Regions from separate parts of the Homo sapiens genome. Here region 2 is linked to region 1. A link is a loop called in an ENCODE intact Hi-C map of the cell type or tissue named here. Cell type or tissue: PC-9. All regions are shown on one strand. Each heading gives the region's core, and the rest is flanking DNA. Links, peaks and the distances in the headings are about the cores only.

Region 1 (8,000 bases), core at 1-8,000:
ACCTAGAAGGGAGGCTGTACCCTGCAAAGCCACAGGCGCGGAGCTGCCCAAGACCATGGGAACCCACCTTTTGCATCCGTGTGACCTGAATGTGAGACCTGGAGTCAAAGGAGATCATTTTGGCGCTTTAAAATTTAACTGCCCCGCTGGATTTCACACTTGAATGGGCCCTGTAACCCCTTTGTTTTGGCTAATTTCTCCCATGTAGAATGGCTGTGTTTACCCAATACCTGTACCCTCATTTTATCTGGGAAATAACTAGCTTGCTTTTGATTTTAGAGGCTCATAGGTGGAAGGGACTTGCCTTGTCTCAGATGAGACTTTGGACTGTGGACTTTTGGGTTAATGCTGAAATGAGTTACGGCTTTGGGGGACTATTGGGAAGGCATGATTGGTTTTGACATGTGAGGACATGAGATTTGGAGGGGCCATGGGTGGAATGATATGGTTGGCTGTGTCCCCATCCAAATCTCAACTTGAATTTTCGTCTCCCAGAATTGCCACATGTTGTGGGAGGGACCCGGGGGGAGGTAATTGAATCATGGGAGTCAGTCTTTCATGTGCTATTATTATTATTATTATTCCCAGAATTGCCACATGTTGTGGGAGGGACCTGGGGGGAGGTAATTGAATCATGGGAGTCAGTCTTTCATGTGCTATTATTATTATTATTATTATTATTATTATTATTATTATTTATTTATTTATTTTTGAGACAGAGTCTTGCTCTGTCACCCAGGCTGGAGTGCAGTGGCACGATCTCGGCTTACTTCAAGCTCTGCCTCCCTGGTTCACGCCATTCTGCTTCAGCCTCCTGAGTAGCTGGGACTACAGGCGCCTGCCTCTATGCCTGGCTAATTTTTTTGTTGTTGTTGTATTTTTAGTAGAGATGGGGTTTCACTGTGTTAGCTAGGATGGTCTCAACCTGCTGATCTCGTGATCCACCCGCCTCAGCCTCCTAAAGTGCTGGGATTACAGGTGTGAGTCACTGCGCCCACCCACGTGCTATTCTTGTGATAGTGAATAAGTCTCTTGAGATCTGATAGGTTTATCAGGGATTTCTGCTTTTGCTTCTTCCTCATTTTTCTCTCACTGCCACCATGTAAGAAGTGCCTTTCACCTCCTGTCATGATTCTGAGGCTTCCCCAGCTATGTGGAACTGTAAGTCCAATTAAACCTCTTTTTGTTTCCAGTTTTGGGTGTGTCTTTATCAGCAGCGTGAAAACAAACTAATACATATGCTCAACCCTAAAGAATGCAGATAAGAAAGTATAACAATAAGAAAGTATAAACAATGCAGATAAGAAACTATAACAATAAGAAAAACAATTGGAACAGATTGAAAACAAAATAAAAGAACCAAGATAGTAAACTGAGAACCAAGATAGTAAACTTACAGTAAACTACTGCCATATCAGTAATTACATTAAATGTAAATAGGGTAAATAGTAATCAAAAGGTAGAGACCATCAGGTTGGATGAAAATTAAATATTGATCTATATTTCGTATAAGAGAAGCATCTGGAATATAAAGATGCTTCTCTAGGTTGTAAATAAAAGGATGGACAAACAATATATCATGTAGACACTAATCATAACAAATCTGCTGTAATTAATTAATAATGTTAGACTAAGACTTCAAGTTAAGGAGTATTACTAAAAATAAAGAAGTTCTGGCACACAGTTTTTCTGCTTTCTAACCCTAGTTAAGTTATATTGCCTTCTTTAGTTTTCTTATTGTAAAATTGGGCTATTTGGTGCTTTACCTACTTTTTTTTCTTTTTTGAGACGGAGTCTTGCTGTCTCCCAGGCTGGAGTGCAGTGGCACGATCTCGGCTCATTGCAAGCTCCACCTCCCGAGTAGCTGGGACTACAGGCACCCGCCACCATGCCTGGCTAATTTTTTGTATTTTTAGTAGAGACGGGGTTTCACTGTGTTAGCCAGGATGGTCTCGATCTCCTGACCTCGTGATCCACCCGCCTTGGCCTCCCAAAGTGCTGGGATTACAGGCTTGAGCCACTGTGCCTGGCCACCTGCATTATTATTAATCCTTACAGCAGCTTTGCAAGATTGTTGTTATTACCATTGTATGAGTGAGAACACTGAGACTCAGAGAGGTTAATAACTAAAGTCACAGGGCTAGTTAAATGGTAAAACTGCATTTGAAGCTAGTTGTGCTTTGAGTCAGAGCTTTTTTTCCACTACACATTGTTTCCTGCCAATATACCTTCCTGAATAGTACTGTACCCTAAACTTTGCTGCTGTATAAACACACCTACTTGGAAGAACTCTCCTGAGGTCACCTGCTTAGCTCATTATGCCCTTTTGGAATCCATTCTTCTTTAAAACAAAAGAACCAAGATGTATTAAAATGTCATTAACAGGCTGTAATTGAGAATTTCCCACTTTGGCATTATGATTTTACTACTTATCAGTACATTTCAAAGATATCCCTCTCTTGAAATGCTTTGTTAACTACACCCCCAGATTACCCTAAATAAATGTTAATTTGCTAACATTTTGGTTAAGCTAAATGAAAAAAATGAGTGGCATAGATCATTGGAGTCTACTTGGAAAAAAGAAGGTATTTGCATCTTGGTGCTTAATTCTTTATGCGATAAATTGCCTAATATATGTTATTTGCTTTTTAAGAGTTGTAGACTGTAAATTACTGACAATTTGTATAGCGTTACATTATATTTGTAGCTTCTGGTAAGACAGAATACTTATAAGTTATAGCTTATAATAATTATAAAAAAGCTAAGTATGGTTTGTGTTCCTTTAAATAATCTTATAAATCTTTAGATGTACTTTGTTACCTGAATAATTGTGAATCGTGGGGGCAGGAGCCACATCTTTTTCCCACTATATTTCCAGACCCTAACACTATGCCTGGCACATGATAGACATTCAATGAATATTTTTGGCAGTTTTATTATTTCCTGAAAGTCTTGTGTGAAAACTAGCATGTAATGAAATTCCCAAGATGTGTTAAATGTTTGCTCCCTCTTGTGGATAGAAAAGATAATGTAAGCTCTTACAATGAATCTATTCTCTAGTTTTTGTTACCAAAAGATATAATATAAACAGTGTGTAAAATTTAGGGAAATTTTTATTTTTTTGAAGGGATCTGAATACAATTTTATCAACCAAAGATCTTTTAGTTCACATATATTCATAAAACATGCATTAATTCTTGCTCAAGTATCATTTTTTAAAACTATCCAGGATAAAATTTATATACTAGTACTCAATGTAGAACTTAAATAGCACTGTTTTGGGAGCCCACTCCTTCTGCTTTCCTATGTATAAATTGTATGAATGATGAAAGAACTTTCTGTTTTAATTCTGTTAATAAAACTCTATTAAATATTGTGGGATATACTTTGAGAGTATTATTAAACACATCATTTCCTAATAATTCAAAACATTTTTTATTTTGATTAAAAAAAGAATCATTTTGCTAGCCTTCCCAGTTTTTTTTTCTTTTCTTTCTTTTTTTTTTTTTTTTTTGAGACAGTGTCTTGCTATGTCACCCAGGCTGGGGTACAGTGGTATGATCTTGGCTCACTGCAACCTGTGCCTCCTGAGCTCAAGCAATCCTCCCATGCAGCTGGCACCACAGATGCACGCCACCATGCCTGGGTATTTCTTTGGATGTTTAATAGAGATGGGGTTTCACCGTGTTGGCCAGGCTGGTCTCGATCCCCTGAGCTCAGCTTAGCCTCCCAAAGTGCTGGGATTACAGGCATGCGCCACTGTGCCTGGCCAGCCTTCCCTAGTTTTTTTTTTTTTTTTTTTTGAGGTGGAGTCTCGCACTGTTGCCTGGGCTGGAGTCCAATGGCGTGATTTCGGTTCAGTGCAACCTCCACCTCCCAGGTTCAAGCGATTCTCTTGCCTCAGCCTCTCGAGTAGTTGGGATTACAGGCGCCCGCCATCATGCTCGGCTGATACTTTGTATTTTTAGTAGAGATGGGGTTTCACTATGTTGGCCAGGCTGGTCTCGAACTCTTGACCTTGTGATCCGCCCACCTTGATCTCCCAAAGTGCTGGGATTACAGGCATGAGCCACTGCGCCTGGCCGCCTTCCTCAGTTTTTAAATACAGAACACCTATTTTCTTTTAAGTGTGATATTTTTATTCTAAAGAATTAATGCCGCTGAGACTAAAAGCAGCTGGGCTTTGGAAATGCTTTGACATGTAGAATAAATCTTTTAAACAAAGGTATAGATTCTTGACGTTCTTTTCTCCATATACTCAAGAGACTTTCATATTACTTTCTTAGACTTTTCCATTCTATTATTTATAGTAGAAGTTGACTTTCATTTTGAGGCCACTTTTGAAATAGAACCAATATTTTTGCCATTTCAGAAAAATTGTCGTCTGTGTGCCAAAGACAGAGAGCATGCAGTAAAAGTGCACCATAGCATGGATGTTGGACTCAAGCAGGGCTCACTTACTAGGCAGGTGACTTGTTCCTGAAAACCAGTCTGGCTGTGAACATCATCCAGATCCTCACCTCAGCAAAATCACAGTCTGTCATTAACTGAAGCAAATGAAAATTCTAAACTTTATGAGGGCATAATACTCAGCAAAGAACACAAATCCTAACAGTATAGTTTGAATTTGCACAACATGAACACATCCATATAAACAACTCTTTGGTTAAAAGAACAGAATATGTAACGAGTAGAAAAAAGAAAAAGAGGAGATTAGGGCACATAGAGACACAAGGAAGAACAATGTGAACACAGGGAGGAGACAGCCATCAACAAGCCAAGAAGAGAGGCCCCAGAAGACACGCAAACTGCTGACACCTTGATATTGGATTTCTAGTCTCAGAATTGTAAGAAAAAAAATTTGTTTAAACAAATGAAAAAGAAGAATATAATCAGAGTTCCAGAAGCCTCCTTCTTCCATTCAATTACCCCTCACCTTTCAGCATAACTTAGTACATTGACTTCTGACATTACACATATGTTAGTTTTGCCAGTTTTAAAACTTTATGTATATGAAACCACACAGTAAGCTTTTATTTTTTTTGGAGACAGGGTCTCACTCTGCCGCCCAGGCAGAGTGCCATCTTGGCTCACTGCAACCTCAGCCTCCCAAGTAGCTGGGACTACAGGCACATGCCACCATGCCCGGCTCATTTTTTGTCATTTTAGTAGAAACGGGGTTTCAACATGTTGGCTAGGCTGGTCTCGAACTCCTGACCTCAAGTGACCCACCCGCCTCGGCCTCCCAAAGTGCTGGGATTACAGGTGTGAGCCACCACGCTTGGTCCCCATGCAGTAAGCTTTAAAAAAAAAATTCTGGTAAAATATACATAACATAAAATTTACCCTTTTTGCCATTTTAAACATACAGTTCAGTGGTATTAAGTACCCTCACATTGTTATGTGGCATCACCACCACTCATCTCTAGAACGTTTTCATCTTCCCAAACTCTATTGATTAAACGTTAACTCCCTATTCCCCTTTCTGCTTCTAAACATTAACTCCCCATTCCCCTTTCTGCTTCTGTGAGTTTGAGTACTTATAGACGTGGAATTATTTAGTGTTTGTTCTTTTATGTCTGGCTTGTTTCACTTAACATAGTATTTTTAAGTTACATCCGTTTTATAGCATGTGTCAGAATTTCTTGCCTTTTTAAGGAGCAACAATACTCTGTTGTGTGAACATACTACATGTTCTTTATTTATGGATGGACATTTGAGTTGTTTATACATTTTGGATATTGTCAACAATGGTACTATGAACATGGGTGGATAAATATGTCTTGACTCCTTGCTTCCTTAAAAGTCTTTTGGGTACATAACCACAAGTGCAGTTACTGGATCATACGGTAATTTTTTCCCTTGTATTTTTAGTTTACATGTAATAATTGTGTATACTTATGGGATACAACTGATGTTTTCATAAGAATATGCAATGTGTAGTGATCAAATCAGAGTAATTAGCATATCCTTCACCTTAAACTTTTTTTTTTTGTTGAGAACATTTAAAGTCTGCTTTTTTATCTTTTTGAAAATATACAATAAATTATAGTTAACCATGTCACCCCACAGCGCTGTAGAACACCAGAACTCATTCCTCCTATCTAGCTGTAATTTTATATGTTAACCAGGTTCTCCCCATTCTCCCTCTCACTGCCCTTCCCAGTCTCCAATATCTACAGTTGTATACTCTAATTCCATGAGCTCAGAATTCTTTTTAGCTCCTACATATGACTGAGAGCATGTATTTATCTTTCTGTGCCTTATTTAGTTTAACATAGTATCCTCCAGGCTTATCCATGTTGCTGCAAGTGATAGGATTTCATTATTTTTCTTTGTAGTTTTGTTTGTTTGTTTGTTTTTTATGTTTAGAGACAGGATCTTTCTGTTGCCCAGGCTGGAGTGCAGTAGTGTGATCATATGCTTCAGTAATGTTAAACTCTGGGGCTTAAGCGATCCTCCCCCCTCAGTCTCCCGAGTAACTGGGATTACAAGCATGTATCACCACATCTGGCTAACTTGTTTTACTTTTTATAGAGATGGGGTATTGCTATGTTACCCAGCCTGGTCTTCAACTCCTGGCCTTAAGCGACCCTCCTGCCTCAGCCTCCCAAATCACTGGGATTACGTGCATGAGGCACACTACATCTGGCCCAATTCCATTCTTTTTCATGGAGGAATAGTATTCTATTGTGTATATAAACCACATTTTTCTTTATCCATTTGCCTGTTGATGGACATTTAGGCTGACTCCATATCTGGGCTATTATGAATAGTGCTGCAATAAACATGGATGTATAGGTATCCTTTTGATGTTGATTTCCTTTCCTTTGGATAAATACCCAGTAGTGTGATTGCTGTATCATATAGTAGTTCTATTTTTAGTTTTTTGAGAAAGTGCAACACTGTTTTTTATAGTGACTATACTAATTTATATTCCCACCAACAGTGTATGAGTTCCCTTTTCTCTGCATCCTTGCCAGCATTTGTAATTTTTTGTCTTTGATAATAGCCATTCTGAGCGGGGTGAGATAATATTTGTTGGCCATTTCTATGTCTTCGTTTGAGAAATGTCTGTTCAGATCTTTGACCCACTTTGTAGTAGTGGGATTTTTTTTTTTTTGGTGCTAAGTTTGAATTCCTTGTATATTCTGGTTGTTAGTTCTTTGTTAGTCAAACGATTTGTAAGTATTTTCCTATCTACAGGTTATCTCTTAACTGTGTTGATTGTTTCTTTTACCGTGGAGAAGCCTTTTAGTTTAGTACAGTCCCATTTGTCTATTCTTGTTGTCTGTGTTTTTGTCCTGACGTGATTCCACCCAGCAGTTTTATAGTTTTGAGTCTTACATTTAAGTCTTTAATCCATTTTGAGTTAATTTTTGTATGTAGTGATAGATAGGGGTCTAGTTTCATTCCTCTGCATATGACTATCCATTTTTCTTAGCACCATTTATTGAAGAGACTGTTGTTTTCCCAATGTGTATTCTTAGCACTTTTGCTGAGTATCAGTTGGCTAAAAATATGTGGATTTATTAATATTTTTAATTTCAAGGTTCTCTGTTCTGTTGGTCTATGTATCTGTTTTGTTTTGTTATGTTTTTTGAGATGGAGTTTCATTCTTGTCACCCAGGCTGGAGTGCAATGGCACGATCTCAGCTCACTGCAGCCTCCGCCTCCTGGGTTCAAGTAATTCACCTGCCTTAGCCTTCCGAGTAGCTGAGATTACAGGTGCCCAACACCACACCCAGCTAATTTTTGTATTTTTTGGAGAGACAGGGTTTCATCATGTTGGCCAGGCTGGTCTTGAACTCTTGAACTCAGGTGATCCACCCACCTCAGCCTCCCAAAGTGCTGGGTTTACAGGCGTGAGCCACTGTGCCTAGCCTATGTATCTTTTATTATACCAATACTATGCTGTTTTGGTTACTATAGCTCTGCTGTATATTTTGAAGTCAGCTTTGTTCTTTTTTTCTGATTATTGCTTTGGCTATTCAGGGTCT
Region 2 (16,866 bases), core at 5,048-13,047, 120 kb before region 1:
CTCATTAAAGGGATCATATACTATGACCAACTTGAGTTTATCCTTGGGAGTTAAGGATGGTTCACTATATGCAAATCAACCAATGAGATACAGCACATTAACAAAATGAAAGAAAAAACCACATGATCTTCTCAATAGATGCAGAAAAAAACATTTGACAAAATTTGCCATCCATTCATGATTAAAGCTACAACAAAATAAATATAGCAGGAACTTACCTCAAAACAACAAAGATCATATATGAAAAGCCCAAACCTAACACCACAATCAAACCTTGGGGGACAGGTCGAAAGCTTCCCCCAAGATCCAATACAAGGCAAGGATGTTCATGCTTGACACTTCTGTTCAACATATTACTGGAAGTTCTTGCCAGAATAATTAGACCAAAATAACATCCAAATTGTAAAAGAATAAGTAAAATTATCTCTGTTTGCAGATGACACAATCAAATATGTACAGAACCCTAAAGGAAAAAAATCTGTTGGAACTAACTAACCAATTTAGTAAAGTTACAGGATAACCAACATACTAAAACACACAAACAGCAAAACTACCTGAAAAGGAAATTTAAAAAACAATCCCATTTACAATAGCTACAAACTTAACCAAAACAGAAACACTTGCATGCTGAAAATTATGAAACATTGATGAAGGAAACTGAAGAAGACACAGATGAATGGAAATACATCCTATGTTCATGGATTGGAAAATTCAATATTTTTAAAATGTCAACATTAGGCCAGGCACAGAGGCTCATGCCTGTAATCCCAGCACTTTGGGAGGCTGAGGTGGGTGGATCACCTGAGATGGGGAGTTCGAGACTAGCCTGACCAACTTGGAGAAACCCCGTGTCTACTAAAAATACAAAATTAGCCAGGCATGGTGGTGCATGCCTGTAATCCCAGCTACTCGAGAGGCTGAGGCAGGAGAATCCCTTGAACCCTGCAGCTGGAGGTTGCGGTGAGCTGAGATCACGCCATTGCACTCCAGCCTGGGCAACAAGAGCGAAATTCTGTCTCAAAAAAAAAAGAAAAAAAAAAGCCACATTATTCAAAGTGATCTACAGATTCAGTACAATCTCTATCAAAATCCCACTGGCATTCTTTATAGAAATAGAAAAAATTATGCTAAAATTTATATGGAACCACAATAGACCCCACATAGCCAAGTCAATCTTGAGCAAGAAAAATGAAGCTAGAGGCATCACACTTCCTGACTTCAAAATATATTACAAAGTGACATTAATCAAAGCAGCATGTTGCTGACATAAAAACAGACATATAGACGAATGGAACAAAATAGAGAACCCAGTCAACTGATCTTTGACAGAGGTGCCAAGAACACACAATGGGGAAAGGATAGCCCCTTACATAAGTGATGTGGGGAAAACTGATACGAGCATACTTAATTTTACTGTAGTTTGCTTTTTTGTGCTTCACAGATCCTGCATTTTTTATTAATTGAAGGTTTGTGGCAACCCTGCACTGACCAAGTCTATCGGTGTCACTTTTCCAAGAGCATGTGCTCACTTTTGGGTCTTTGTCACATTTTGGTTATTCTTTTGATATTTAAAATTTTTTGTTATTATTATATCTATTATGGCGATCTGTGGTCAGTGATCTTTCATGTTATTATTGTAATTGTTTTGGGGCACCACAAACTGCACCCATATGAGATAGTGAACTTAATTGATAAGTATTGGGTGTGTTTTTGCTACCCCACCAACCGACATTCCCCCCATCTCTCTCCCCCTGCTTGGGTCTATTCCCCAAGACACAAGAATATTGAAATTAGGCCAACTAATGATGCTAAAATGGCCTCTAATTGTTCAAGTGAAAGGAAGAGTTGCACATTTATCATCTTAAATCAAAAGCTAAAAGCAATTAAGCTTAATGAGGAAGGCATGTCAAAGGCTGAGATATGCTGAAAGCTAGGACTCTTGCACCAAACAGCAAAGTTGTGAATGCAAAGGAAAAATCCTTGAAGGATATTAAAAGTGCTACTCCAGTGAACATATGAATAATAAGAAAGCAAAACAGACTTATTGTTGACAGAGAGAAAGTTTAGTGGCCTAGATAGAAGATCAAACCAGCCACAATATTGTATTAAGCCAAAGCCTAATTCAGAGCCAGGCCTTAACTCTCTTCAATTCTGTGAAGGCTGAGAGAGGTGAGGAAGCTGGAGAAGAAAAGTCTGAAGCTAGCAGAAGTTAATTCATGAGGTTTAAGGGAAGAAGCCAACTCCATAGCATAAAAGTTAAAGATGAAACAGCAAGTGCTGATGTAGAAGTTACGGCAACCTTTATCCAGAAGATCTAGCTAAGATAATTGATAAAGGTGGCTACTCTAAAGAACAGATTTTTCAATGTACACAAAATAGCCTTCTATTGGAAGAAGATGCCATCTAGGACTTTGATAGCTAAAGAGAAGTCAATGCCTGGCTTCAAAGTTTCAAAGGGCAGCCTGACTCTCTCCTTAGGGGCTAATGTAGAATGTGACTTTCAGTTGAAGCCAATGCTCATTGAGAATTCTGAAAATCCTAGGGCTCTTCAAAATTATGCCAAATCAATTCTGCCTATGCTTTCTAAATGAACAACAAAGCCTGGATGAGAGCCCATCTCTTTACAGCATGGTTTACTAAATATTTTAAGTCCACTCTTGAGACCTACTCCTGAGGAAAATGATTCCTTTCAAACTATTGCTGGTTATTGACAATGCACCCAATCATCCAAGAGTTCTGATGGAGATGTACAAGGAGATGAATGTTGTTTTTATGCCTGGTAACACATCATCCATTCTGCAGTCCGTGGGTCAAGGAGTAATTTTGAGTATCAAGTCTTATTCTTTAAGAAATATATTTTGTAAGGCTATAGCTGCCATAGATTATGATTCCTCTTACAGATCTGGGCAAAGTACATTGAAAACCTTCTGGAAAAGAGTCACCATTCTAGATGCCATTAAGAAAATTCATGATTCATGGGAGGTCAAAATATCAGCATTAGCAGGAGTTTGAAAGAAGTTGATTTCAGCCCTCATGAATGACTTTGAGTGGTTCAGGACTTCTGGGAAAGGAGTCACTGAAGATTGGTGGAAATAGCAAGAGAACTGGAATTAGAAATGAAGCCTGAAGATATGACTGAATTGCTGCAATCTCATGATAAAACTTGAATGGAAGAGGAGTTGCTTCTTATGGATGAGCAAACAGTGGTTTCTTATGATGGAATCTATTCCAGATGAAGATGTGAACATTGTTGAAATGACAACAAAGGATTTAGAATATGACATAACCTTAGTTGATAAGGCAGCAGTAGAGCTTAAGAGGATTGAGTCCAATTTTGGAAGAAGTTATCCTGTGGGCAAAATGCTATCAAACAGCATCACATGCTAGAGAAAAATCTTTCATGAAAGAGTCAACTGATGTGGCAAACTTCACTGTTGTCTTATTTTTAAGAAATTGTGGGCCAGGCGCAGTGGCTAGTGCCTGTAATCCTAGCATTTTGGGAGGCTAAGGCAGGAGGATCACTTGAGCTCAGGAGTTCAAGACCAATCTGGGCAACATAGTGAGACCCCCTCTCTGCAAAACAGTGTTAAAAATTAGCTAGGCATTGTGGCATGTGCCTATAGTTACAGCTACTCCAGAGGCTGAGGTGGGAGGATTGCTTGACCTCAGGAATTCAAGGCTGCAGTGAGCCATGATTGTGCCACTGCACATCAGCCTGGGTGACGGAGTAAGACCTTGTCTCAAAAAAAAAAAAAAAGGAAGAAAAAAGAAAGAAAGAAAGGAAGGAAGGAAGGAAGAAAGGAAGGAAGGAAGGGAAATTGCCACAGCCACCCCAACCTTCAACAACCACCACGCTGATCAGTCAGCAGCTTCAACCTTGAGGCAAGAACTTCCATCAGCAATAAGATTATGACTCACTAAAGGATCAAATGAATATTACCATTTTTTTAGCAATAAAGTATTTTAAAATTAAGGTATGTACATTTTTTAGACATAATGCTGTTCCACACTAATATACTATAGAATAGTGTAAATATAACTTTTATATGCACTGGGAAATAAAAAAGTCATGTGACTCATTTTATTGCAATATTAACTTTACTATGGTGGTCTATAACTGAATCTGCAATATCTTCAAAGTATGCCTGTACATTTGTAATTTTGATAGATTTTGCCAAATTGCTCTCATGGAAGTCTACTACATGCTAATATCAACAATGTAGCGGAATTACTATTTCTCCACCTCCTCACCAACATGGTAGTATATTCAACTTTTTTTCCTTTGCCAATTTAGTGGGGAAAATGATATCACAATGTAATTCTAATTTATTTTTCTTATTAGGAGGAAAATTATTTTTTAATGTGTTTGAGGTACTTGTATGTTCTTTCTGTGAGCTGTCTGTTGCTCAAGACTTTTTAAGGGAGAAAATGAGTTTCAAAACCTTTTTTTGAATAATATTGTAGACCAGAAAACACTTCTGTCATTGAATTTTAGATTACTTTTTAAAAGTATGCCTGAAAAGAGTTAGGGAAGTTTGCAAGGACCAAAGATTCTAGTTACATATGATAACTGCACTGATGTAGCTATATACATAACAGAAAAAAATTGAACAATTTATTTCAAGCCTCTAGTTCATTTCACTTTATAATAGATGAATTTCAGAAAATATGTATCTTAAACACTTTCTGTAAAGAGTTTTAAGGTACAATTTTTTAACAAAATAATGATTAAAAGGATATTAACTGTCAACCTAAATAACAAACAATGAGGGAGACTCTCTAAAATATTTATTCAGGAATAGACATTGCAATGGGAATTACATGCCATAGTAAATTATGTGTGTATTCAGGGAGGTAAAGGAAGACAAACGTTTTTGAAGGAAAAATGAGGAGGATTACATCATAGTTTTTGAGATAATTATCCTTGACTATAAGTATCATTCACAAGGGTGGCTCCTGTCCAAGGCTGGACAGGCAGTTGCTGGGCATGCTGGGCAGATATTCTCATAGAAGTTTTTTGGTTTTTGTAAGGTTCTGATGGCATTTGTGCAAGGTTGTGGTTTCTACAGTCTTTTATGATAGCTCTTATTACCAGGCATTCATATGAGAACTCTCCCTTCATGACCTTCCCCAGTTCTAGTTGTCAGAGTTTTTAACACAAACGAAATTTTGATTCTGACAGCTTTCACATAATCATTAAGGCAATTTACCTCCCATTTATTTTCTATTCTTGTTTATAGTTATCTAGAATGTTGTCATAATATAATCAGCTTTCCCATAGTTTTATTATGTTGCATTATTAGAAGAATTTTGGATTGATTGAAGATTTAAATGACAGACCTCTAACCAGAAAAATCCTAGAAGAAAACCTAGGAAATATCCTTCTTGACATTGGCTTTGGCAAATAATTTTTGGCTAAGTCCCCAAAAGCAATTGCAACTGAAGTAAAAATTGACAAGTGAGACCTAATTAAACTAAAGTGCTTCACAGCAAAAAAAAACTATCAGCAGTCAACAGACAACCTACAGAATGGGAGAAAGTATTCGGAAACTATCCCTATTACAAAGGTCTAATATCCAGAATCTATAAGGAACTTAACAAGGAAAAACAAAGAACCCCATTTAAAAATGGGCAAAGGACATGAACAGACACCTCTCAAAATAAGACAAATAAGCAGCCAATAAACATATGAAAAAATGCCCATCATCACTAATCATCAGAGAAATGAAATTAAAACCACAATGAGATAACATGTCATACCAGTCAGAATGGCTATTTTAAAAGGTCAAAAAACAACAGATGCTGGCAAGGCTTCAGAGAAAAGGGAATTCTTATACACTGTTGTGAGAATGTAAATTAGTTCCACCACAGAAATCCCATTACTGGGTATATACCCAAAGAAAAAAAAATCATTGTACTGAAAAGATACATGCATTTCCATGTTCATCACCACACTATTCACAATAGCAATGACATGGAATCAACCTAGGTGCCCATCAATTGTGGATAGGATGAAGAAAATGTGGTACTTATGAGAAAGAAAATCATGGAATAATACACAGCCATGAAATATAATGAAATCATGTCATTATCAGCAACATGGATGGAGCTGGACATTATAATCCTAAAACAATTAATGTAAGAACAGGAAACCAAATACTGCATGGTTTCACTTATAAATGGGAGCTAAACATTGAGCATACATGGACATAAAAATGGAAAAATAGACACTGCGGACTACTAGAGTGGGCCTCGGGGTGTGCCATGAGTTGAAAACTGACTTTTTGGATACTGTGCTCACTACCTGGGTGTAATATACCCATGTAACAAACCTGCATATCTACTCCCTGTATCTAAAATAAAAGTTGAATTTTTTTTTTAAGACAGAGTTTTGCTCTTGTTGCCCAGGCTGGAGTGCAATGGCGCGATCTCGGCTCACTGCAACCTCCGCCTCCCGGGTTCAAGCTATTCTCCTGCCTCAGCCTCACATGTAGCTGGGATGACAGGCACGTGCCACCACGCCAGGCTAATTTTTGTATTTTTAGTAGAGACGGGGTTTCATCGTTTTGGCCAGGCTGGTCTTGAGCTCCTGACCTCAAGTGATCCACCTGCCTCAGCCTCCCAAAGTGCTGGGATTACAGGTGTGAGCCACCACCGTGCCTGGCCAAAGTTGAAATTTTTAAAAAAGAATTTTGTCTCAGAATACAATGAGAATAAGTGTAGTACATTTAACATTTTGCATACAAAAATTAAACAATCTTAATTTGAAATGTCTGTAGGATTTTGGGTACATAGATCTTTAAATTAAATTTCCATATTAAAATCTCTTATATAGTCTGAAATTCCAAGAACCAGGATTGTGTTGTGACACGAATTTGGGCTTTGTAGAGTTGGGTTAAAATCATGGCTTCTTAATAGCTGTGTGAGATTGATTAAGTTATGTAACTACCAAGAGTCTCAATTTTACTCATCTGCAAAGTAGAAATAAAAATACCAACTCAAGGCTGGGTGCAGTGGTTCACGCCTGTAATCCCAGCACGTTGGGAGGCCGAGGCGGGCAAATCACTTGAGGTCAGGAGCTCGAGACCAGCCTGGCCAATATGGTGAAACCCCGTCTCTACTAAAAATACAAAAATTAGCCAGCTATGGTGGCAGGTGTCTGTAATCCCAGCTACTCAGGAGGCTGAGGCATGAGAATCTCTTGAACCCAGGAGATGGGGGTTGCAGTGAGCCGAGATCACACCACTGCACTCCAGCCTGGGCGACAGAGCAAGACTCCGTCTCAAAAAAAAACCCTCAAAAGATTGTTGGAAGGAATTGTATTAGATAATGTATCTAAATGCCTAGCTTATAGTAGGGTCTACAATAAAGGCTATTTCTCCTTTCTCCTTTGTGTAAATATAGTAATGAAAAGTTTTTTCCTTTTTAAAAAATTTTAAAAATATATTTTATTTTATTTTATTTTATTTTGTATTATAACTTGACGGACTCTTGCTCTATTGCCCAGGCTGGAATGCAGTGGCACAGTCATAACTCACTGCAGCCTCAAACTCCTGGACTAAAGCAATCTTCCCGCCTCAGCCTGCTGAGTAGCTGGGACTGCAGGTGCATGCTACCTCACCCAGTTAATTAAAAAAAAAAGTTATAGAGATAGAGTTTCAATTTGTTGCTCAGACTGGCCTCAAACTCCTGGCTTCATGTATTCTTCCTCCCTCAGCCTCACAAAGTGCCAGGATAACAAGTATGAGCCCAACTGAAAAGTTTTAAATGTAATTGTAAACTCTAAATACCGAAGCCTTTTAATGAAAGTGTTACAAAAAAAAGTATTCTATAATCTTCTTGAAAAATTATATTAATTGCACCCATGATTTGATTTTTGAAAAGTGGTTCATAACCAGTCGTTGATTAAACTGAGATTTAAAGTTTCTTTTTTCCATTAAAAAAAACTACTTTGTATATGCCCATTTTTTACAGATCCTAAAGTTAAATCAAAATAAAAGCCCAGGCCCAATGACTTATGCCTGTAATCTTAGCAGTTTGGGAGGCTGAGGCGGGCGGGTCACCTGATGTCAGGAGTTTGAGACCAGCCTGGCCAACATGGTGAAACCCTGTCTCTATTAAAAATACAAAAATTACCCGGGCGTGGTGGTACATGCCTGTAATCCCAACCACCCAGGAGGCTGAGGCAGGAGAATCACTGGAACCTGGCAGACAGAGGCTGCGGTGAGCCAAGATCCCGCCACTGCACTCCCGCCTGGGTGACAGAGCAAGACTCTGTCTCAAAAAATAAAATAAAATAAAATAAAATAAAAACAGTAGCAAACAAATACACATTTGCATTTATATATGTAAACACACATATACATACACTATACACACGAAAATATATCAAACTAAAATATCCACTTGATGTGTTAAGCACCACTGGCCAGTTTTAATTTTTTTTTTTTTCCTGAGACAGGGTTTTGCTCTGTTGCCCAGGCTGGAGTGCAGTGGCATGATCATGGCTCACTGTAGCCTCGAACTCCTGGGCTCAAGCAATCCTCCAGCCTTGGTCTCCCAAAGCACTGGGATTACAGGCGTGAGCCATGGCACACAGCCTGAAATTTCATATAAACAATTTAACCATGCTAGAACTATTTCAATCGTTTATTTATATAGTTGAAGCACTTTGAAAGTGAGGATAATTACTTACAAGCATTTCATTTTATTAACTTAAACATTCTTTAATGTTCTTTTTTTTGTAAATAACTTTCATTTACAACATTTCCAAATAAATATTTGTATAGCCCGACTATTTAATAAATATCCACAAGATGGTGCCATGGTTAACATGTTAACATGGGAATTTAAGAATTAAAACGTAGAAGTGTTTGACGCATCATTGTATATGACAAAATTACCATCAATTTTTATGCTCTTATTATAATAATACTCACTTATGCATTTCAGATGTTCAAATTACTGCATTTCATTACCAAAATTTTTTATTATTTGTAAACATATATTTCCTCATATGGAATATTAAGTAATAAAATGATATGCAAGTTGCAAACACAAACATAAATTGGACCTTTTATACTTCATAGATTAATGGGTATGTTTTTAATGATCTCCTCAATTTTTAATGCCAAGATTTAAAATAATATTCAAATGGCATCCCATTAACTAGTTTATGTTAAACCTAGTTATTGGCAAGGTCTTTGCTAGCTACAGACTGAACTGAATCCCTCCTAGATTCATTTGTTGAAGTCCTAACCCTCGATGTGATATTTGGAGATGAGACTTTTGGGAGGTAAATTTAATCAGTTCTTGAGAGTGGAGTTCTCATGATGGAATTAGTGCCTTTATAGGAAGAGACACCAGAGAGCTTGCTTTCTCTCTCTCCACCATGGAGAACATAGCCAGAAGATAGCCATCTGCTTGCCAGGAGGAGATCCCTTACCAGAAACTGACTGTGCTGGCACACTGATGTCAGACTCTCAGCCTTCAGTACTGTGAGAAGATAAATGTCTGGGCCAGGTGCAGTGGCTCATGCCTGTAATCCTAGAACTTTGGGAGGCTGAGGCAGGAGGATCACATGAGGCCAGGAGCTCGAGACCAGCCTAGGCAACATAGTGAGACCCCCGTCTCTACAAAAAAAAATTTTTTTAATTAGCCTAGCATGGTAGCTCACACCTGTAGTCCCAGCTCTTTGAAGGCTGAGGCAGGAAGATCGCTTAAGCCCTAGAGTTCAAGGCTGTCATGATTGCCACTGCATTCCAGCCTGGACAACAAAGTGAGACCCTTTCTCTAAACCAAAACAACAAAACAAAACAAAAAATAACAAGAATGCTACAAAGTCTTGTGTACCCCTCACTCAAATTCCCTACTTGTAAATGTTCTGCTACTTAAAAAAAAAATCATCTTTCTCCCTTTCACTTTCTCTCTCTCCCTACATGCACACACATACATACATATTTAGGATATATAAGTATATTTGTGCATGTACGGATAGAATTTCCTGAGTCACTTGAGATTGAGAGTTATAATGTTCCAAAATACTTCTGTGTATATTTCCTAAGAATAAGAAAACTCATGCTTCTATATTCACAATACAATCAGCAAATTTAGGAGATTTAACATCAATACATTAGTATTATCTAATATACAGTCCATGTTCAATTTTTGCCAATTTTCTAGTAATGTTTCTTATGGCATTTTTTTCCCTTGATTCACAATTTAATCTAGGCTTACACCTTGCATTTTGTTGCTACAGCTCTTTCATCTCCTTTTAATCTGGAATGATTTTCATCCTTTCTTTGTCTTTCATGATACTGATATTTTTAAAGCATACAGCCCAGTTGTCTTGCAAAATATCCCTCAATTTTGATTTGTCTGATGTTTCCTCATGATTAGATTCATGTTATACATTTTTGGCCAAATACTACATGATATGGTTTGGCTCTGTGTCCCTACCCAAATCTCATGTCAAATTGTAATTTCCAATGTTGAGGGGGTGGACCTGGAAAGAAGGTGATTGGATCATGGGGGTGGATTTCCCCCTTGCTGTTCTTGTGATAGTGAATGAGTTCTCATGAGATCTGGTTGTTTAAAAATGTGTAGCACTTCCTGCTTCACTAGCTCTCTCCTGCCGCCACGTGAAGATGGGCTTGCTTCCCTTCCATCATGATTGTAAGTTTCCTGAGACTTCCAGAGCCATGCTTTTTGTACAGCCTGTGGAACTACGAGTCAATTAAACCCTTTTCTTTGTAAATTACCCAGTCTCAGATAGTTCTTTATAACAGTGTGAGAATGAACTAATACAATACATAAGTGATCATGTCAGTTTGCCCCATAATCTGTAAGTAATTTGTAAGGACATAGTTGGAGACTATGTAAATATATTGTTTCTCTTCAATCTTCCTTCCTTCCTTCCTTCTTTCCTTCCTTGCTTCCTTTCTTTCTTTTTTCTTTCTTTCTTTTTCTTTTTGTTTTTTGAGACAGGGTCTTGCTCCATCACTCAGGCTGGAGTGCAGTGGCACAATCTCAGCTCACTGCACCCTCTATTTCCTGGGTTCTAGTGATCCTCCTGCCTCAGCCTCCTGAGTAGCTGAGACTACAGGCATGCACTGCCATGCCTGGCTAATTTTTGTATTTTTTGTAGAGATGGGGTCTCACTATGTTGCCCAGGCTGGTCTCAAACTCCTGGGCTCAAGTGATCCACCCACCGTGGCCTCTCAAAGTGCTGGGATTACAGGCGTGAGCCACCATGCCTGGCCCAAACTTTCATTGAATAGTTTTAGCATCCATGGATGATTCTTGCCTGAACCAGTTATTACTATAATTCTTGCAAAAAAGTGATTTTTCTTTCTTTTTTTGAGACAGGGTTTCCCTCTCATCACTCAGGCTGGAGGGCAGTGGCATGCTGTCAGCTCACTACAGCCTCTGCCTCCTGGGCTCAAGTGATCCTCCTGCCTCAGCCTCCCAAGTAGCTAGACTATATATGTGCCACCATGCCTAGCTCATTTTTGTATTTTTAGTAGAGACAGGGTTACATCATGTTGGCCAGGCTGGTGATATGCTGACCTCAAGTGATCTGCCCGTCTCGGCCTCCCAAAGTGCTGGGATTACAGACATGAGCCACCATGCCCAGCCAAAAGTGATTTTCCTAACACTCTTATTTCTCCTATATTTATTACTTATCATTCTCCTGTAGGGAAGGGCTTTCCCTTCTGTCTTATTTGTTATCATAAAATAATAGGCCAGGCATGGTGGCTCATGCCTGTAATCCCAGCACTTTGGGAGGCCAAGGCGGGCAGATCACAAGGTCAAGAGATCAAGACCATCTGGCCAACATGGTAAAACCCCGTCTCCACTAAAAATACAAAAATTAGCTGGGTGTGGTGGTGAACACCTGTAGTCTCAGCTACTCGGGAGGCTGAGGCAGGAGAATCGCTTGAACCCAGGAGGCGGAGGTTGCAGTGAGCCGAGACCACACCACTGCACTCCAGCCTAGCGAGAGTGTAAGACTCTGTCTCAAAAATAATAATAATAGTAATTTATTATTTATTAATAATAAGAACATTTGTATTAATTATTTTTATATTTACTTTTTCCTATAGGTTATAATCCATTGTTATCCTTATTCATTTTGATGTTCAAATTGTCTCTGATTTGGCCTGTGGGAGCCCCTTCAATTTGGCTTTGTGTTTTTTTTTTTGGCACGTACGCATCCTTTTTTTTAGCACTTTCTTACTCTGACATATCAAGATGCTCCATACTCGGCTTTTACTTTCCAGCCTCAGCCCTGGGCTCTACCATTTTTATTGCTACTGGAGTATCACTGCTATTAGGCCCTTGTAGGAACAGAGCTGAAGGAAATGGTAATTTCATATTGTTCAACCAAGTATATACACATATATGTTCCCACAATCAGAACCCTGACTACCCACAGCATCATAGCATCAATGTATTTACTCATTTACTCAATCCAGCAATACACATAAAGTAGTTAAGAATTATTATACCCATAACAGTAGAAAAATAACCCAACAAACCTGCCAAAAGAGATTAAATTTTTTTGAGAGTTCTCTTTGTTTTTAGACTGCAGTCATATAGTCAAAGAACTGGGTTCAAAAGTTACCTAGATTATTTTTTTCTCTTTAGAGTAGTTATGTTATCCATTTGGAATATAGTTCGCTTGGTTTTTTTTGCTTGCATTCAATTCTGGGGGTTTATTCCTATTTTTCTTGATTTTATTTTATCTCTTGAAGTACAAAATATTAACACGATTCCAAAAGTCAAAAATGTATTAAAAGGTATACTCAAAGAAGTGTTATTTCCTTATCTATTGCTGTCCAAAACTGACTGGGTTAAAACAATAATCATTCACTGTCTCTCACACTTTCAGTGGACCAAGAATTTGGGAGCAGCTTGTTGTGGCTTGAGATTTCTTATGAAGTTGTAGTCAGATATTGGTTAGGGTTGCAGCCATCTTAAGACTTGACTGGGGCTGGAAGATCTGCTTGTAAAGTATCTTATTCACTCACATGGCAGCTTGGTGCTCATTGGTTTCTCTCTACGTAGGCCTTTCCCTGGGGCTGCTTGAGTGTTTTCACAACATAGTGGCTGGCTTCCCCAAGAGAAAAAGACCAAAGTAAATCTGAGACCAAAAGAGAAGCTGCAATGCCTCGTATCACCTAGCCTTGGAAATTACACATATTGTTAGCTCCATCATATTCTAGTGGTGGAACATACCAGCCCTGATTCAGAGTGAGAGAAGACTGCAAAAGAGCATGAATACCAGGAGGTGGACATCACTGGGGGCCATCATGAAGGCTGTCTACCATACCCTACCTAACCCTTTCACCTTATTTTCTCCCACCAATCCTAGGTAGTCAATTATGTCAGTTATTTGTTTGTTTGTCATATGCTTCTCTTTTTTGTAAAAATAAGGAGATATGAGTATATTCTCTTATTTATACTTCTTTCTTACACAAAAGGTAACATATTTACTCTTCTTACAGTTTATTTTTTTCCACATTACACTATATCCTGGAAACCCCTCCATTTTGGTTCATACAGATCTTTATTCGCTTTTACAACTACATACTCTGTTGCGTGGATGTACCACAATTTATTCAACTAATCTCCTATGTATGAGTATGTAGGTTTGTTTCAGTATTCTGTAATTATAAATAAGGGAGCAACATATAACCTTGTACATATGTATTTTTGTATTGTTGGAGATGTGTCATTAGGGCAAATTCCTAGACATGGAATTGCTACTCAAAGGATAAATGTATTCTTAACTTGTTAGATATTGCCATATTATCCTCTATAGGGAAGGTACTATTTTTTTTTTAGATGGAGTCTCACATTGTCCCCCAGGCTGTAATGCAGTGGTGTGATCTCAGCTCACTGCAACGTCCGCCTCCCAGGTTCAAGCGATTTTCCTGCCTTAGCCTCCCAAGTAGCTGGGACTACAGGCGTGTGCTATCATGCCCAGCTAAGTTTTTGTATTTTTAGTAGAAACAGGGCTTCTCCATGTTGCCCAGGCTGGTCTCGAACTCCTGACCTCAAGTTATCTGCACACCTCTGCCTCCCAAAGTGCTGGGATTACAGACGTCACCCATCACACCCGGCTGGGAAGATACCATTTTGCATTCCCATCAACAAAATATGAGAGCGCTTGTTTCCTGATAGCCTCTCTAACACATTGTGTTGAAAAGCTTGTGATGTTTGGTCAATTAGACAGGTGAGAAATGGTATCAGAGTGTAGTTTTTGACCTCAAAGATTCCCCTAAATATTTCTTGTAGTGCAGGTCTGCTAGCCATGAATTTTCTCAATTTTTGTTTATTTGGGAATGACAAGTTCTCCTTCAGTTTTGAAAGATGGTTTTGCTGGATATAGAATTCTTGTCAGACAGTCTTTTTATTTTAGCACTTTAAATATGTCACCCCATGTCTTCTCACTTCCATGGTTTCTTATAAGGAATCAGCAATTAATTTTATTGAGGATACCTTTTACATGATAAGTTGCATCTCCTTGGCTGTTTTCAGTATTCTCTATTTGTCTTTCAATAGTTTGATTATGATGTGTCTAGGTGTGGATCTCTTTGAATTTATTCTACTTGGAGTCCATATAGCTACTTCAATATGTAGATATGTTTTTAATGTTTTTTAATAACATTTGGAAAGTTTTCAGCTATTATTTCTTCAAATATTTTTTCTTGCCTGGAAAGAATACTTGAATATTTTATTTCACTTCTTCTAGAATTGCCATTATGCATACGTTGATCTTCTTGATGGTGTTCCACAGGTCTCTGAAACTCTATTTATTTTTGTTCATTCTTCTTTCTTTCTGTTCCTCAAACCAGATAATCTCAATTGTGCATTCTCATATTCACAATGGTATATATACATAATGCATAATGGCAGTCCCAGAAGGGAAGAAGAAAGAGAAAGGAGCAGAAAAAATTCTTGAAGAAATAATGGCCCAAAATTTCTGAAATTTGACTCCAAAACATTAGTTTACACATTAAAGAAGCTTAATGGACTCTAAGTAGGGTTAACTCAAAGAAATCCACACCTAGACACAATCATAGGCTTCTGTAAGCCAGGTTTATGTTTCCTTTGGCAACACAACTTCCCAAAATACTTTAGGAAATATTTAGCAGATTTCCGACTTGCTTCCAAAAAGCTCTATGTGCTAATAATCACACTGCAAAATTGTTTTCTCAAGACTAATTTATTTGCATATTTGTCTGTACAAGACCTATCCTCTCCTAATTTAATGGCAGCTATCTTGAGTCCATTTAAATTAATAACAGGCTTGGGTGGGAAGGCACCATCTTTAATCTAATCTTTGCAGATATACTAGCTGCAATTTTTCTGGAAGAGAAATCTAAATGGAAGAAGCTTGAGAAAATGCTGGGGCCTTATACTCTCTTGTCTGGGGGAACATGAGCACTTGAGTTTTTTTAACTTTCTTGGGCATGAGTAGTTTAGATTTTAGTCCACTGGCAGAAAGACTCCTTTAACAGAACTGAATTTTCTTTCATATCTGTTTGAAAATTGGCCAATTCTTGCCTGAATTCATTGCTTTCTTATATCTTGCTACAAACAGCAATGAAGAGCCAATACACATTACATTCTGATATTTTCTAACTCGTTCATCTAGAAATTCAGGGTCTGTTAGCACACAGTTGTACTTCCATGATATCAGAGGCAACAATTTTATGAAGTATTTTGCCACAGTATACAAAGATAATCAGCTTTCCAGCATGCAATTGTTTCCTTTCCATGAACTGCTAGACTATTAAGCAGACACTGCTTATTTGAGTAATTTTGCCATAGCATCAGCCATTTTTAATATTAAATACTCTGTCAGTCAGGGTTTGGTCCAGTTAACAGAAGTGACACTAGACATTTTAAGCAGGAAGTGATTTAATGTAGGGAGTTAGGTGCTTACAAAATCTTTGGAGAGTTGAGGGGGCAGCTGCTTAACACCTAGAATATCTACCAAAATAAGTCTGACATGCTACACTGGGAGACAACTACCACTGAGACCACCATTGCATCTATGCTTTAAAAAACTGCTGCCACAGCTGTCTCTTAGCCAAAGAAGGTAAAGAATGAGTATTAACACAGCAAACTAGAGATTACAAAGTATGAGTTCAGGTAGAGAAACCTTGCCATGACTACTGCTTCTTTACTCACAGGGTCAAAGACACTGGAATGCTATTACAGAAAGCTGTACATTTACAAATCTTACTTTTTAGCGGCAATAGACCAGACCTATAGCTAATAGCAACTGTAATACTTCCACCTTCCAACTCTCATTTGGGTGTATTTGATTGATGGAACCTCATCCGTGTCTAGAACTCTAGCTGCAAAAGGAATCTGGGAGAAGTATTTTTGAAAGCTTTCCAACCTCTCCAAATACACAGTTTGAGAAAACTAGTCTAAAAGAGTTACCATAGTCCATTAACATGGCTAATTTCAATAACAAATTTATTTACATTGCTAAGATAAGTCCATTTAATCATGTTGCAGTTTTTTAATACATGTTGGATTTAGTTATTTAGGATTTTTACATCTATTTTCTTAAATGAAATTGGTTTGTAAATTTTTCAATACTATCCTTACATGTATGCTGTGTCAAAGTTATTCTTATCTCAAAAAGAATTAGCTTTCCCTCTATTTCTACGTTCTATTCTTGGAAAGTTTGATAGAACTCTACCGTTTGACACTAGCATTGGGAACGAGAAAATGGGGAAGAAGGGGAGCTGATTTCTATTTCATCATCTTTATATGTTATTTGTTTATGAAAGTTCTGCTATATGTTGTACTATTTTTTCCAGTTAAAAAATCATTCCAGGA

What was found. A loop is a pair of places that touch in the nucleus more often than their neighbours do. Peaks named below come from ENCODE experiments on the same cell type or tissue, not always from the same donor. Only the 100,000 strongest peaks of a DNase experiment are listed, where the experiment ranks them.
Region 2: a loop joins it to region 1, with 2.9 times the contacts of the local background. A loop is called at or near these places in 62 of 110 quality-filtered maps.

What each region holds. Positions count from the first base shown.
Region 1 is chr1:50,924,586-50,932,585 of GRCh38, reverse strand. The region is part of intron 1 of FAF1 (Fas associated factor 1); the gene reads left to right. Among named protein-coding and RNA genes, the nearest start is that of FAF1, 32 kb to the left of the region's middle. In PC-9, for the core only: CTCF peaks have their summits at 2,846 and 3,047 (motif pointing left); no DNase peak of the experiment used is centred there; H3K27ac peaks cover 583 bases.
Region 2 is chr1:51,036,986-51,053,851 of GRCh38, reverse strand. No RefSeq gene overlaps it. Among named protein-coding and RNA genes, the nearest start is that of MIR4421, 14 kb to the left of the region's middle. In PC-9, for the core only: a CTCF peak has its summit at 8,806 (motif pointing right); no DNase peak of the experiment used is centred there.